2 separate regions of the Homo sapiens genome follow, and region 1 is linked to region 2. Evidence: read pairs that join two places in POLR2A ChIA-PET (ENCODE). Cell type or tissue: CD4-positive, alpha-beta T cell. All regions are shown on one strand. Each heading gives the region's core, and the rest is flanking DNA. Links, peaks and the distances in the headings are about the cores only. Region 1 holds the start of SOCS3 (suppressor of cytokine signaling 3). Region 2 overlaps LOC105371910 (a long non-coding RNA gene).

Region 1 (2,500 bases), core at 1-2,500, 110 kb after region 2:
TCGCTCTTGGAGCTGAAGGTCTTGAGGCGCAGGCTGGTGTCCAGGGGGCGGCTCATCCCGGCGGCGGGAAACTTGCTGTGGGTGACCATGGCGCACGGAGCCAGCGTGGATCTGCGCGGCGGCGGCTGCAGCTGCTTCGCGGCCTCCGCACAGCGGCCGCTACCGCATCCCGGGGGGCTGCGGAGAGGAAGGCGCGAGCGCGTTGAGTGCCCGGAACCCTCCAGCGCGCCCGGCCCGCCCCGGCTCCCCTGCCTTCGCCGAGCGACTGGGGCACCCACTGCCCCGGGGGCCCTCTCCTGGGCCCGCGCTCCGATCCAGGCGCCTCACGGAGCCCGCACGGCTCCCGCCCCTGCCGGCAGGGTGGCCCCGGGCAGCCCCTTCCCAGGCGCGCACTGCAAGGGCGCAGCGTGGGAAACTCGCGCGCGGAAGTTAGGTCTCCAGGAGTGTGGCCGGGTGGGGAGCAGGAGAAGGGCCCCCGGGACTGCCTGGGCGCCGCTCAGTCCAGTAGCCCCGGGCGGTGTGGACGGAGGGAGAAACCCGAGGCACGGGGGTAGGGAGGGGACAGGAGAAGCCCGAAGGCCCCAGCCGGAGTATTCCGGGAACCTGGGATCTCCGGCTTCCATCCGCTCTGCCCCTACCTCGTCACCTCCCTGCCGGGAATGACCCGGGAAGGGGAGGGGAAACCGGGAAAAGCTCCCGGGACTGAGCGAGACCCCTCCCCACGCCGCGCTCCTCCTTCCTACCTGGTCCCGAATCGAAGTCTCCGTCCTTGGGGCTGAGCCCCCTCGGGTCCCCAAGGCGACGCGGCGGCGAGACGGCCAGCGGTGGCCCGCGCTGCGCCCAGATGTTGGCGGCCGTGAAGTCCACAAAGGAGCCTTCGCGCGCGCGTCCCTCGAGCTTCCCCTGGGCGCCCGCCCTGCCCCCTGCGCACCCCCGGACCAACCGGGAGGGGACCAGGAGAGGGACCGCGGCAAGGGGCCGCGGCGGGAGCTGGGCCGGGCGGGCGGCTGGCGGCTGGCTGCGTGCGGGGCCGAAGCGGCAGCAGCGGAGCAGGGAGTCCAAGTCGGAGCCGCCGCGGAGGCCGCGCTCGCGGGTATATAGGCGGCCGCCGCGCCCCGCCCCCCGATTCCTGGAACTGCGCGGCCGGCCTTCTTGTAATGTTTAGTCACTACTCGCAGCAGAGAAAGGCTGAGCGCGGAGGGTGAGGGAGGGGCCGCGGGCGCCGAGGGCGGGCCGCGAGCAGGGGCAGGGACCGGGAGGGACGCGCGCGGAGACAAAGCGCGACGAGAGGCGGCCGAGGCGGCCGGTGGGCGCGGCGCCAGCCCCGGCGGCGCGTTCCTGGCAGCGGCCCCTCCCCGCCGCGCGCTCCGCCCCCAACTTCTCATTCACACTTTCCCCCCACCCCCCTCCCTTCTAAGAAGGCTGATTTCTGGCAGAGGCGGGGGCGCCGCTTCGGGAGAGCGGGCAGTTCTAGGAGGCCGACCTGGAGAGCCTCCCGGTTCCCCTTCCCCTTTTCCCGGACCCCGCGGGGACACCCCCTCGCCGCCACCCGGGCCTCCCCGAGGGCCCAACTGCGGGTCAGGCGGCCCGGGCCAGCCGAAAGGGAAGTGGGGCTACCCCACAGCCAGGCAGCGGGGCTGGGGTCAGACCCGGGAGCCGGAGGTTGGAGACGTGCGACAGTCACCTGCGGGCAGATTCCAGAGGGGAGACCCAGGGCTGCAGGGGACGCCCCTTCGTGGCAGCTACCCAGCCTCGGCCCACTGCCAGGTTCTTTGCCAACCCTGACGCGAGTGTGGAGCCCCCCTCCCCTCCCCTATGAAAACGCTTTCATGCACTGGGGTCTGCAAACCTGGTTGGTCCGGTGTGGGTTGGGCCAGGTGCTCTCGGCCGGGCTGGAGAGCTCGAGGTGGAACGATGGCCCCAACCTACGGCCCGCGTCCGCCAGAGGGCGCCCTGGGGTCTCCTAGGGGAGGGCAGTTTGGTGCTGCGCGGCCCAGGCCTTGGAATAGGCACGCCAGGGATCTGCGGGAATGGCTGTCTCCGGAGCTGGAAAGGTGGCCGAGAAGGGGGCATTCACACCCCAGGCTGGGGTCAGACCTGGGAATAAAATTCTAGCAGGAGAGAATTTCCGGAAAGCAGTTTTCCGGGGTTCAGGCTACTGCCAGATGGCCCACACCCCCTGGAATGTGACCCCCTGCCTCTCTTGGGGTGGGGGAGGACTTGATCACTGGCGGGGAGGGGGTAGAGGGGAGGAGAGGAAGTGATTGAGGTGAAAGATTGGTTTGCTGCTGGTCACGTTGGCACTGACGTAGATAGTTTGGGCTTGGAGACCCGGGGCCAGCCTTATGAAGGATGGCAAGTTTTGTCATCTTGTCCCCAAATGGGCTGTGTGGTGCTGGGGACACCCGAGAGCTGCCTCAGTGGCATTTAGATTTTCACCTCTCGGGATGCAGACGCTGTGGGCCTGGGGCCCTGCGCTCTTCCTAGATACCAGGATAAT
Region 2 (9,476 bases), core at 3,235-5,734:
TAGGGGCCCTGACCTGGGGTAATAATTCCCTTTGTGTCTCAGCCTAGGACCACACATGTGTCCTTCCTGTGACAGGTCTGGCCGCTGATGGGTGCCCATGGCATAAATCAGAGGGGACTGAACCCCAGGATGGGCCAGGGGCACAGGAAGCCAGGATCAGGCTGGTGGGGGGCACACAGTGGTGGGGCTGGGCCTACCTGGCGTAGGTAGTTGATGGGGAGGATCCGGACCCCCGAGATGCTGTGTGAGTTCTCCAGGCAAATGAGCTCGCAGACCTGGTGGTAGGGACTCTGGAGGCCCCGCGTGATCATCCTCTCCAGCTCAGCCAGTCCAGAGTGCAGTGGGGCAGCTCTGGGAGGGAGTGGGAGTGCACTCCAGCCCTCTGTGGGTCAGGAAGAGGATGAGGGCTGAGGGGTCCAGGGGCACCTCTTGGCGGAGTGGGGGGCTCCTCTGGAGTAAGGAGCCAGACCCTGAGTCCTGTGTCTGCTCCCCCGAGGCCTGGGCCTTGGAGCCTTTCCTCTGTTCTGTGCATCTAGACAGACGTCCCAGCTGGGGGGCACTGGGCCCCTCCCCTATTAACTCTTCAGATGCTGCTGTCTGGCTCCCGTCGGGAGCGCGGGAGTGCTCCGAGTGTCCACTAGAGGGCACCAGGCACCAAGCACCGCCCAGGTGTCTGCCCGGCAAGCCTGGGGCCAGCCCCAGCCGCTGCCGCCCCCACGTGGCAAATCTGGGGCTCTGCTCTCCTTCCTTCCTCCCCTGGAGAGGCTGCCATCCCAGCCAGCTTCTCCATGGCTGTCCCTTTCTCCCCTCCGCAGGTCCCAGCCTGGTGCCTGGGAAGGGGGTTTGCCCCTGAGCAGCCTGTGCTGGCTGGAGGATGCCCAGGGCCCCAGGTGAGCAATGCCTGCTCCTTACCTGAGCCACCCCACCCTGCTCATAGACGTGGAGGTGGCACTCCTGCCCAAGGAGGAGCTGGGAGCCCCGGCGCCAGCAGTGACACATCACTGAGACAGAAGGAGGGCAGGTCTTGGCATTGAGTCTGGAGGCATGTGGCCCTGCTCAGCGTGGCTAGGCTGAGCCCTAAGGCTACAGTCAACTCACAAATGCCTGAGGCCGGCAAGGAAACAGCACCTTCAAGACACCTCAGTGCTACGTGCCAGAAGACCATCCCATTAAACACACAAGTCTAGGATAGCTGTGCTGCGCTGGGAATCGCTGGGCCACACCCAGCCTGCACACCTGCGCCTGGAGGCCCCTCCACAGAGCATCGCCTGCTGGAGAAGCTGCTGCAATGCTGCTTCTTGGTGGACACGCAGCCGAGGCACCTGCAGTCGTCAGACCCTGGCAGGAAACAGACGGCACACACACACTGGGAAACTGGCAGTGTTTAATCATGGGACGGTTTATAGAGGGGAGGCAGGAGCAGGGAAGCCCGGAGAACAGGCCTGAGGGGTGAGAGGAAGGTGTGGCTGCAGGAACCCGGAGCCAGGGCTATGTGGAGAGGTCCCTGACGCTGGCCCAGAGGCCCTGGGGACCCTCGGAAGAGGAGCTAGGGAGGAGCAGACCTGCAGCCCCCACTGTCCTCCTCCCCCATCTCCTTCCAGGGCTCCCCACCAACCCAACAGAAATGGAGGAATGTGGTCCATGAGTGTCAGAGCCCCCCCATATGCACTGAGGACCTGCTAGGCAGACAGAAGTCGCCCTGCGCTCACCAGAGATGAGGTTGGCCATAGTGTTGGAGGGCACAAAGAGGGTGCGCCCCAGCCCTAGCAGCTCCACAGCCATTTCTTGCAGCTCTGCGGAGGGACAGGGAAGCCGCTGTGCTTGCACACTCGGGTGTCAGCACCGTCCATGCTGCTTTCCCTGTGTCACTTGGGCCAGAGCACGCCCTGAGCCCAGGTGAGGCCCCTAGCCCGAGGCTCCGGTGAGCAGCTGAGTGGGTTTGGAGCCCCATCCACCAGCTGCACACTCTGTGGGCTTAGCAACCACACATCCAGCCCCACAGGGCCCTCAGTCAACTCTGCACCCCACCTACCCTGGGCCATGGCCTCTCCCCGCTCCCCCCAAGAACCTCTCTTGTGGTTTGAACCTGTCCCCGGCAGACCTCACACCTGTCTCACTTCCTTTCCCCTCAGCCCTTTGCAGGTGGGGCCTGTGGTTTCTCTGCTGACTTCCTTTCCTCGTCAGGAGGGATGAGTGGGGGGCTGGACGGGGTGTGAGGGTGCAGCTGGAGGGTGAGGAAGGCTCCCGCTCTTGCTGTAAAGCCCACTGTGGTCCCCCCAACTGTGGCATCAAGTCCTTAGCATGACACTCAGGGCTGGAGTGACCTGGCCTCTGCCCCCCCTCCTCAGAGCCTCCTGCACTCTCCACACCTGCCACATCCCCACCTGCGCCCTGAAGACCTTTCTCACCAGTCTGCTTCTGCTCCTGAAGACCCCTGCCCTGTGAGCCGGCGCTCCCTTCCCTGCCTGGGATGCTTCCACTCAGCCTGCAGGAGGGCTCCTCTGTGAAGCCCCCTTCCCCGTGAGCCACAGCCTCGCCCCATCCTCTGCTTCCCAGGGCACCCTCTCTAGACTCCCATCAACTCAAGCGCCTCCCCAGCCTCTCCTTGAGCGGCAGTGACTTGTTGACATGTGAGGCTGCCTGGGAGCATGGAGATCAGCATCTCCAGCAACGCTGGGCAGCAGCTGGATACATGCTTAGCCCCAGCCATCCCTTAACCCCTTAGCAGACGGGCCCTCGGGATTCAACTGGTGACCCCATGGCTTGTCCTGGCCTAGCTGAGGGGTGTGCACACCCCAACAGTCAAAGTGGTTCACTATGGCAACTCACAACCCAGGGCTGGGGCTGGGGGTCGCTGTACCCTGGAGACACTCCCTAGGTTATTAGAACCCACTCCTTGCGAGGTGCAGCCTGTAGAACCTGCCCCTTTCTACATCTATTTTCCATTTGCCTTCTGTGGGGGAAGGCAGTGCAGGAGAACAGTTGTGGGTTTCAGAGTCAGAAGACCCGGGTTCAAACCTTGGTTCTGCCATTTACTAAGTATGGGGCCTGGAGCGCCTCCCTCCACATCTCAGAACCCTCCTCTGCAAGACTGGACATCACCCATCTCAGGGGGCAGCTGGGTGACAATGCAGGACACACACAACCACCTGGTGAGCCTATAGAAATGCAGGTTCTTCTCGGCAGGCCATGTGAATCTGCATTTCTTTTATTTATTTATTTTTATTTTTATTTTTTTTTTTTTGAGATGGAGTCTCGCTCTTGTCGCCCAGGCTGGAATGCAGTGGGACGATCTCAGCTCACTGCAACCTCTGCCTCCCGGGTTCAAGTGATTCTCCTGCCTCAGCCTCCTGAGAAGCTGGGATTACGGGTGCCCACCACCACGCCCAGATAATTTTTGTATTTTTAGTAGAGATGGGGTTTCATCATGTTGGCCAGGCTGGTCTCGAACTCCTGACCTCGTGATCCGCCTGCCTTGGCCTCTCAAAATGCTAGGATTACAGGCTTGAGCCACTGCGCCCGGCCGGAATCTGCATTTCTAACTTTCAGGTAACAGCAGCACGCACGCAGACGGCAAGCCTATCCTGTGGCAGGTGTTCATTACACCCATTTATGTCGGAGGTTGCAATTTTTTGAATTTTTGCCATCAGACCTTGGCGATGACCTTGAGCAGTAGGACATAAATACCTCCCAGATGCTTAGCGTTCCAATAATGGAACACTAGGCATAAATGGGTTTTAAGCGCCAAGGGAGCCACTTCCCCTGCGTCCCAGACCATCACGGACAGCGCTCCGCTGCCGCCTCCACGACCCCCGGCCTGCACGCCGGTCTTCGCCGTAGTCGTCGTCCCCCACGACCGCCTCGGCCATGACGCACCTCATGGCCGGCCCGGGCCTGGTCACCTTGTCGCTGCGCAGGCCCACCACGTAGGCTGCGACCCCCGCGCTCCCACACCCCGCCCGGAGCGCCCCATGTACCGGGGCCGCCGCTCGGGCCAGTCTGCGGAGCATGGCGCGGGCAGCGCCCGACTCCCCACCCCGGCGGGAGCTGCTGACTCCTCTACTCCCCAGCGAAGGCGGCGAGAGCGACGTGGTCGGTGCGGCCAGAATTCCTAGAGCTGGGAAGCAGCCGCCCTGGGCCGGGGGTCCAGGGAGCGAGCCCCGTGGCACGCTGGGAGTTGTAGTTCGCGCTCCCTCGCGGCGGGCGTGCGCGAGCGTCTGCGAACGGGCCCCGTGGCACGCTGGGAGTTGTAGTACGGGCTGCGTCGCGGCGGAGAACCAGCGAGCCCGTGATGCTGAAGCAGAAGGTTCTGCTCATTGAAGGAGAAACCGAGGCCGAGCGAGTGTGTGTGTGTGTGTGTGTGTGTGTGTGTGTGTGTGTGTGTGTGACAGAGTCTCGCTTTGTCGCCCAGGCTGGAGTGCAGTGACGCGATCTTGACTCACTGCAACCTCCGCCTCACAGGTACAAGCAATTCTCCTGTCTCAGCCTCCCGAGTAGCTGGGATTACAGGCGCGCGCCACCACGCCCAGCTAATTTTTTTTTTTTTTTGTATTTTTAGTAGAGAGGAGTTTTCACCATGTTGGCCTGGCTGGTCTCGAACTCTTGACCTCAGGTGATCCACCCGACTTGACCTCCCAAATTGCTGGGATTACAGGCGTGAGCCACTGCACCCAGCCCTGGGCGAGCTTTTATAACACAGACGCTCATGTGGCACTTGCCATGTGCCAGGCTCTGCCCCAGGCCCTTTGCAAATGTTAGCTCAGTTAAACCTCCCAACGACTCTAGGAGACAAGCACTATTGCTATCCCTGTCTTGCAGATGGGGAACAGGAGACGCGGAGCTAACGGACAGCTGGAGGCCACTTGGGTAGGAATTGGTCCGGGCGGGGTACCGCTGTCTCCAGAGGGCAGCCCTAAATCACTGTTTCATGCTGCCCCTAAAACACAGCTTCCCTCGTTTACCATCTTCAGTATTGATTTGTTGAGCAAGTTCGGTGCGCCAGGCAGTGTCCAGGTGTCCAGGTGCCAGGCTGGGGGACAGGGCTATGTCTCCAGCCGGGTTCCAGTCTAAGGGGAGACCGCTAAAAGAATGCGTGGGGAGCCCCTCCTCCATAGGCCCCTGCCCCTGGGTGGACTGCCTCCATGGGGGCAGGGTGGTGCTGAAGTTCAAGCCAGCTGTGTGGCCTTGGACAAGCCATGTAGCTTCTTTGTGCCTCGGTTTCCTCAACTGCAGATTGGGCTGTTGTGAGCATTCAGTGACTGGATATGTGTTTGGTGCTGACCCCAATGCCTGGCTTGCTGTAAGCTCAGGGTGGTCACCCCACTGTGGCTGTTTTTTAATTTTTTAAGACAGGGTCTCACTCTATCCCCCAAGCTGGAGTGCAGTGGTGTGATTACAGCTCAGTGCATTCTTGACTTCCTGGGCTTGGGTGAACCTCCCACCTCAGCCTCCCAAGTAGTTGGGACTACAGGCAAGTGCTACTATGCCTGGCTAATCTTTCTGTGTTTTTCGTAGAGACAAGGTCTTGCTGTGTTGCTCAGGCTGGTCTCAAGCTCCTGAGCCCAAGTGATTCTCCCTCAGCCCCACAAAGTGCTGGGATTACAGGCGTGAGCCATCACGACCTGCCCAGCTGTGGCTGTTATTATCATTGTCGTTACTGATCCCAGCTTGGAACTCTGAGGGCCCGGGGGCTTTGGGGTGAACTCTGACACAGTCTAGACTGTGGGGTGCCCTTCCCCCACACAGGGAGCACAGGCACCCATTGCCACTCAGCGGCTCCTCTTCCTCTTTCTGTCCCCCATAGGAGAAAGATCCAGGAGGGGCCACAGCTGCTGGGCCAAGCGTCTGGTGAGGGTGGCCCTTGGTGAGGAGGACACCCATCCTAGATCAGTCATGGCCAGGCCTTTACCACAGGCCAGCTCCAGGTCAGGCCTGGGGACTTAGGGCGAGCAGAGGTGGCCTGCCCTCCAGAGCTCAGGTCCCAGGGGTGGGGGACAAGATGCTGGCCGTGAGAGGATGGCAGCGAGGAAGCAGCTCTAACAGTCCCAGTCCAGGCAGCAGGGCAGGCTTTTTGGAGGAAGCAGTGATTAGGCTGAGCTTCGAAGATGGAGCCGACTTTGGACAGAGGGATAGCAGGGGTGAAGCCTCTGGGTAGAGAGGAGCTGCTGCGTTTGTGGCCCTGAGGGCCAGCGTGGCTGGGGAAGTGAGCAGGGGTGGGGATGGAGCCCAAAAGCTACATCCGGGGCCTGATGACCTCTCAGGGGCTCTCCATCTCTCTTCCTTCAGCTTGGTGGGAATTGTAAGTACCCGCAGGGTCAGTGGTCCCAAGGACACCCATGTGATGGACAGGCTTGCTGCCTTCCCCTCCCCAGAGCCCTTCTGGGCCTGACCCACAATCTGCACCAAATTCCTGCCCTTAGAAAACAAGCCCCTTATCTCATTGTCTGGCTCCAGACCTTCTGCTGGGAAGTAGGGGGCGGGGAACGGAGGCCTCTGTGGGAAGGAAAGGAGGTGGTCTGGCGGGGCAGGGACTGGGGGCAGGGATAGCAGCGCTCAGGGGAGAAGGGGGACAAACAAATGGACCCCCGGCCCCTCGAGCTATGGCAGAATCACAGAATGGCCTCCTGTTTGCCAAGCTTCGCAGTCTGCAAAGCCTGCCCTCTGCAGCTTCCCTGCCAATGGTCCCAGCGGCTTTGCAGTGGAAGGATGGGCAGGGAGGCTGGGGTCACAGAGGCCCGAGGACCCTGCCCGAGAGGCACAGCTGGTCACCCAACAGGGCCTTTCTCCCTTTCTCCCAAATCAGAGCTGTCTCCCCAGATAGGTGGCCTCTCCCTGGGGGAACCTGGGGCAGAACAGTTTCCTTCTTCTGGGTCCTCCTATCTAGTCCCCGGGTCACCTGGGCCAGCCCTGCCTTGTCCCAGTGGGGTCTGACAGTGTGGAGGAGCAAGAAGGGTGGGCTCTCACACGGAAAGGTGCAGTGAGGCCTGTGGCAGGTGGACCCCATGACCCCAGCTTGGCCTCTGGGGGGTTGTCTGGGCTCCTACATGTGTGTGTGTGCATGCGTGTGTACATGGGTGTGTGTGTGTGTGTGCATGTGTGTGTGCGCACGTGTGTGTGTGTGACCCTGGCTGCAACTGAGATCTGAGTTGTCTTGCTGGTAAGCTGGGGACGGGCCGCAGTTCCCAGGCTGGGATGAGAAGCCCAAAGCCCTCTGTGGAGCCAACTCTACTTGCCCCCACCCCTGTCCCAGCACTGACCCTCTTCCCTCCCCTCTCTGCAGTTCTTCTTGACATTCTCACTAGAAGGGTCACCATCACTGGAGGTCCTGGGGTCATCTCCTGCCCCAACGCAGGCTGGCCCCACCCCCACATGCCAGCTGCTCCCTTCTCTCCTGAGCCCCTGCCCCCCAGGACTGACCCCTGCAGCCCAGCCCTTCCCAAACTTCTGAGCTCCTCTGTCCGTGGGTGCAGTGGGGCCCCTCGGCGGGGCTTCCTCCCTGGCCTCTGTGGGATCCAGCCCTTCTGCCTCCCAGACGCCTCCCCGCCCCACACTCTGGCTTGCAACACTTCTGTTCCCGAATGCGCTGGCCTCTCTTTCACCCCGAGACCTCTGCACCTGCATTCTGTCTGGAAAACCCCCAACCGTCGGCACGCATCCCTGGTCACCACCTTCTAAGTCTTCAGATCTTAGCTGAGACGCCTCATTCTCCATGAAGCCCTCCTGGCCCAGCCCAGTGGGGGATGGAGGTAGCCCTCCTCCTGTGCTGCCTATAGCACCTTTTCTTCCCACTGCGCACGGGTCACAGCTGCCTGTTTACTCCTCTGACTTCTCCGTGTGGCTGATGCCCTGTGCCTGCAGGGCCCAGACGCCCTCCTCCTTTGGTGTGTCCTGCATGCCTAGCCCAGTGCCAGGACCACAGGACTCAGTAAACACCAGCCAGGTGACTGACAATGGAGGGACATGTGGTTCGCCATCCCCTGCCCCTGGGACCCCCCAGGCAGAAGTGTGCACACCCCCCAGGGTGTGAGACCCCTGTGCAGAAGGACATGGCGAGGATTCCAGAGGAACAGGGGCTGGCCTGGCCTCAGCCTCTCAGAGTCAGGTCTGGGGGTCCTGAAGACAGCCCCCTCCCTGGCCTTCTTGAGAGATTTGCGGCTCCCCTGAGCAGTGGGAGGCCACTGGGCTGGCTGGAGGGGGCCTTGCGACATAAGCCCCAGGTGGGCTGCCTTTCACGGCGCCCCCGGCTCCCTGGCACCCGCCCAGGCGCAGGCGCTGGGGTGTGGGCACACACTCACATGCTGAGTTCAGTGTGCGGATTCCTGTAACGCTGGGCTGCTGGCAGGAAGTGCGCGCCGGGGAGGCTGCTGCTGGGAACCCAGGGCTGGCCCCGCTGAGATAAAGGGAGGCAGCAGATCGCAGCTGGAGATAGCGGCCCTGGGTCCTGGTAAACAGGTGGGGGGGGTGGGGGGGGGGAAATGTCCTTTCCATCCCATCCTCTTGGCCCTGAGCCTGCAGGATCTATAGCGCCCTAGCCTAAGCCCAGCCCCGATAGCTTGGGATCCAGAGGGGAGTTGTCGGCACTGCCATCATCATTCCCAGCCTGGGGGACTGGGTGGCAAAGGACAGGGCGCTGGGCCTGGGGGCCTGGCTGGGCCCATGGTGGGCATGCACTTGGCCCACGTGGGGGCCACTGGGTGTCAAGGTCATGTGTGCTGTTGGGAGGGTGGGAAGGGGAAGGGAGGGAGCTCCTCCAAGCCCCTGCACTTCCCCAACTGGGACCCCCTAGTGGGAAAGATGTCCCTCTCCAGGTTCGCCTTCAGCACCATCTCCGGAAATCCAGAGTGAGGTGCCATGAGGGTGCGAGACCGGGAGAGAATGGGGGGTGGAGTGAGGGGGGCGTGAGGGCTGTTCCCCAGCCAGGTGCAGAGCAGGGGGGCTACAGAGCTGGGGAGACCCTGTGCATGACTTCAACAGGAAGCCACAGGATGTTCACCTGCACTCCATCAGCTCACCGTGGGCTAGCGGGAGCTCGGCATGGCCCATCCCCAGTGCCCAACACAATGGGCGCTCAAATACACTTGCTTGTTTAAAAAATTAAGAAATTTACCACGCATACAGAAATGCTCATGAAGCATATTTGTACAGTGTTATGAATAAATACATATAAAATAAACTCCCGTGCCATAGCCACTCAGACCAATAAATAGTCCATGGTGGGGCGTGGTGGCTCACGCCTGTAACCCCAGGGCTTTGGGAGGCCAAGGCGGGTGGATCACCTGAAGTCAGGAGTTCGAGACCAGCCTGGCCAACATGGAGAAACCCCGTCTCTACCAAAAATACAAAAAATTACCCAGGCATGGTGGTGGGCGCTTGGAATCCCAGCTACTCGGGAGGCTGAGGCAGGAGAATCACTTGAACTCGGGAGGCAGAGGTTGCAGTGAGCCGAGATCGTGCCATTGCACTCCAGCCTGGGCGAC

What was found. ChIA-PET counts read pairs that join two places held together with the same protein. Peaks named below come from ENCODE experiments on the same cell type or tissue, not always from the same donor. Only the 100,000 strongest peaks of a DNase experiment are listed, where the experiment ranks them.
Region 1: POLR2A ChIA-PET joins it to region 2 with 10 read pairs; 19 of 35 experiments call an interaction of 5 or more read pairs at or near these places.

What each region holds. Positions count from the first base shown.
Region 1 is chr17:78,359,007-78,361,506 of GRCh38, forward strand. SOCS3 (suppressor of cytokine signaling 3) reads right to left here and starts at 1,071. Exons shown (of 2, transcript NM_003955.5): 1 at 744-1,071; 2 at 1-177. The coding sequence starts at 89. It overlaps SOCS3-DT (SOCS3 divergent transcript), which reads left to right and starts at 1,442. Exons shown (of 5, transcript NR_110847.1): 1 at 1,442-1,767. RefSeq lists silencers at 183-422, 833-1,112, 1,123-1,432, 1,493-1,692, 1,923-1,972 and an enhancer at 427-1,075. In CD4-positive, alpha-beta T cell, for the core only: CTCF peaks have their summits at 1,929 (motif pointing right) and 2,136; DNase peaks (open chromatin) are centred at 165, 1,235 and 1,945; H3K4me3 peaks cover 2,044 bases; H3K27ac peaks cover 471 bases.
Region 2 is chr17:78,250,407-78,259,882 of GRCh38, forward strand. LOC105371910 (a long non-coding RNA gene) reads left to right here. Exons shown (of 2, transcript NR_164160.1): 2 at 816-2,085. It also overlaps the pseudogene THA1P. Among named protein-coding and RNA genes, the nearest start is that of LINC01993, 23 kb to the right of the region's middle. RefSeq lists enhancers at 1-302, 484-533, 2,997-3,715, 3,716-4,433, 3,984-4,253 and 4 more, silencers at 3,804-3,953, 8,348-8,397 and cis regulatory regions at 6,151-6,609, 8,109-8,697. In CD4-positive, alpha-beta T cell, for the core only: no CTCF peak of the experiment used is centred there; DNase peaks (open chromatin) are centred at 3,590, 4,235, 4,776 and 5,107; H3K4me3 peaks cover 846 bases; H3K27ac peaks cover 347 bases.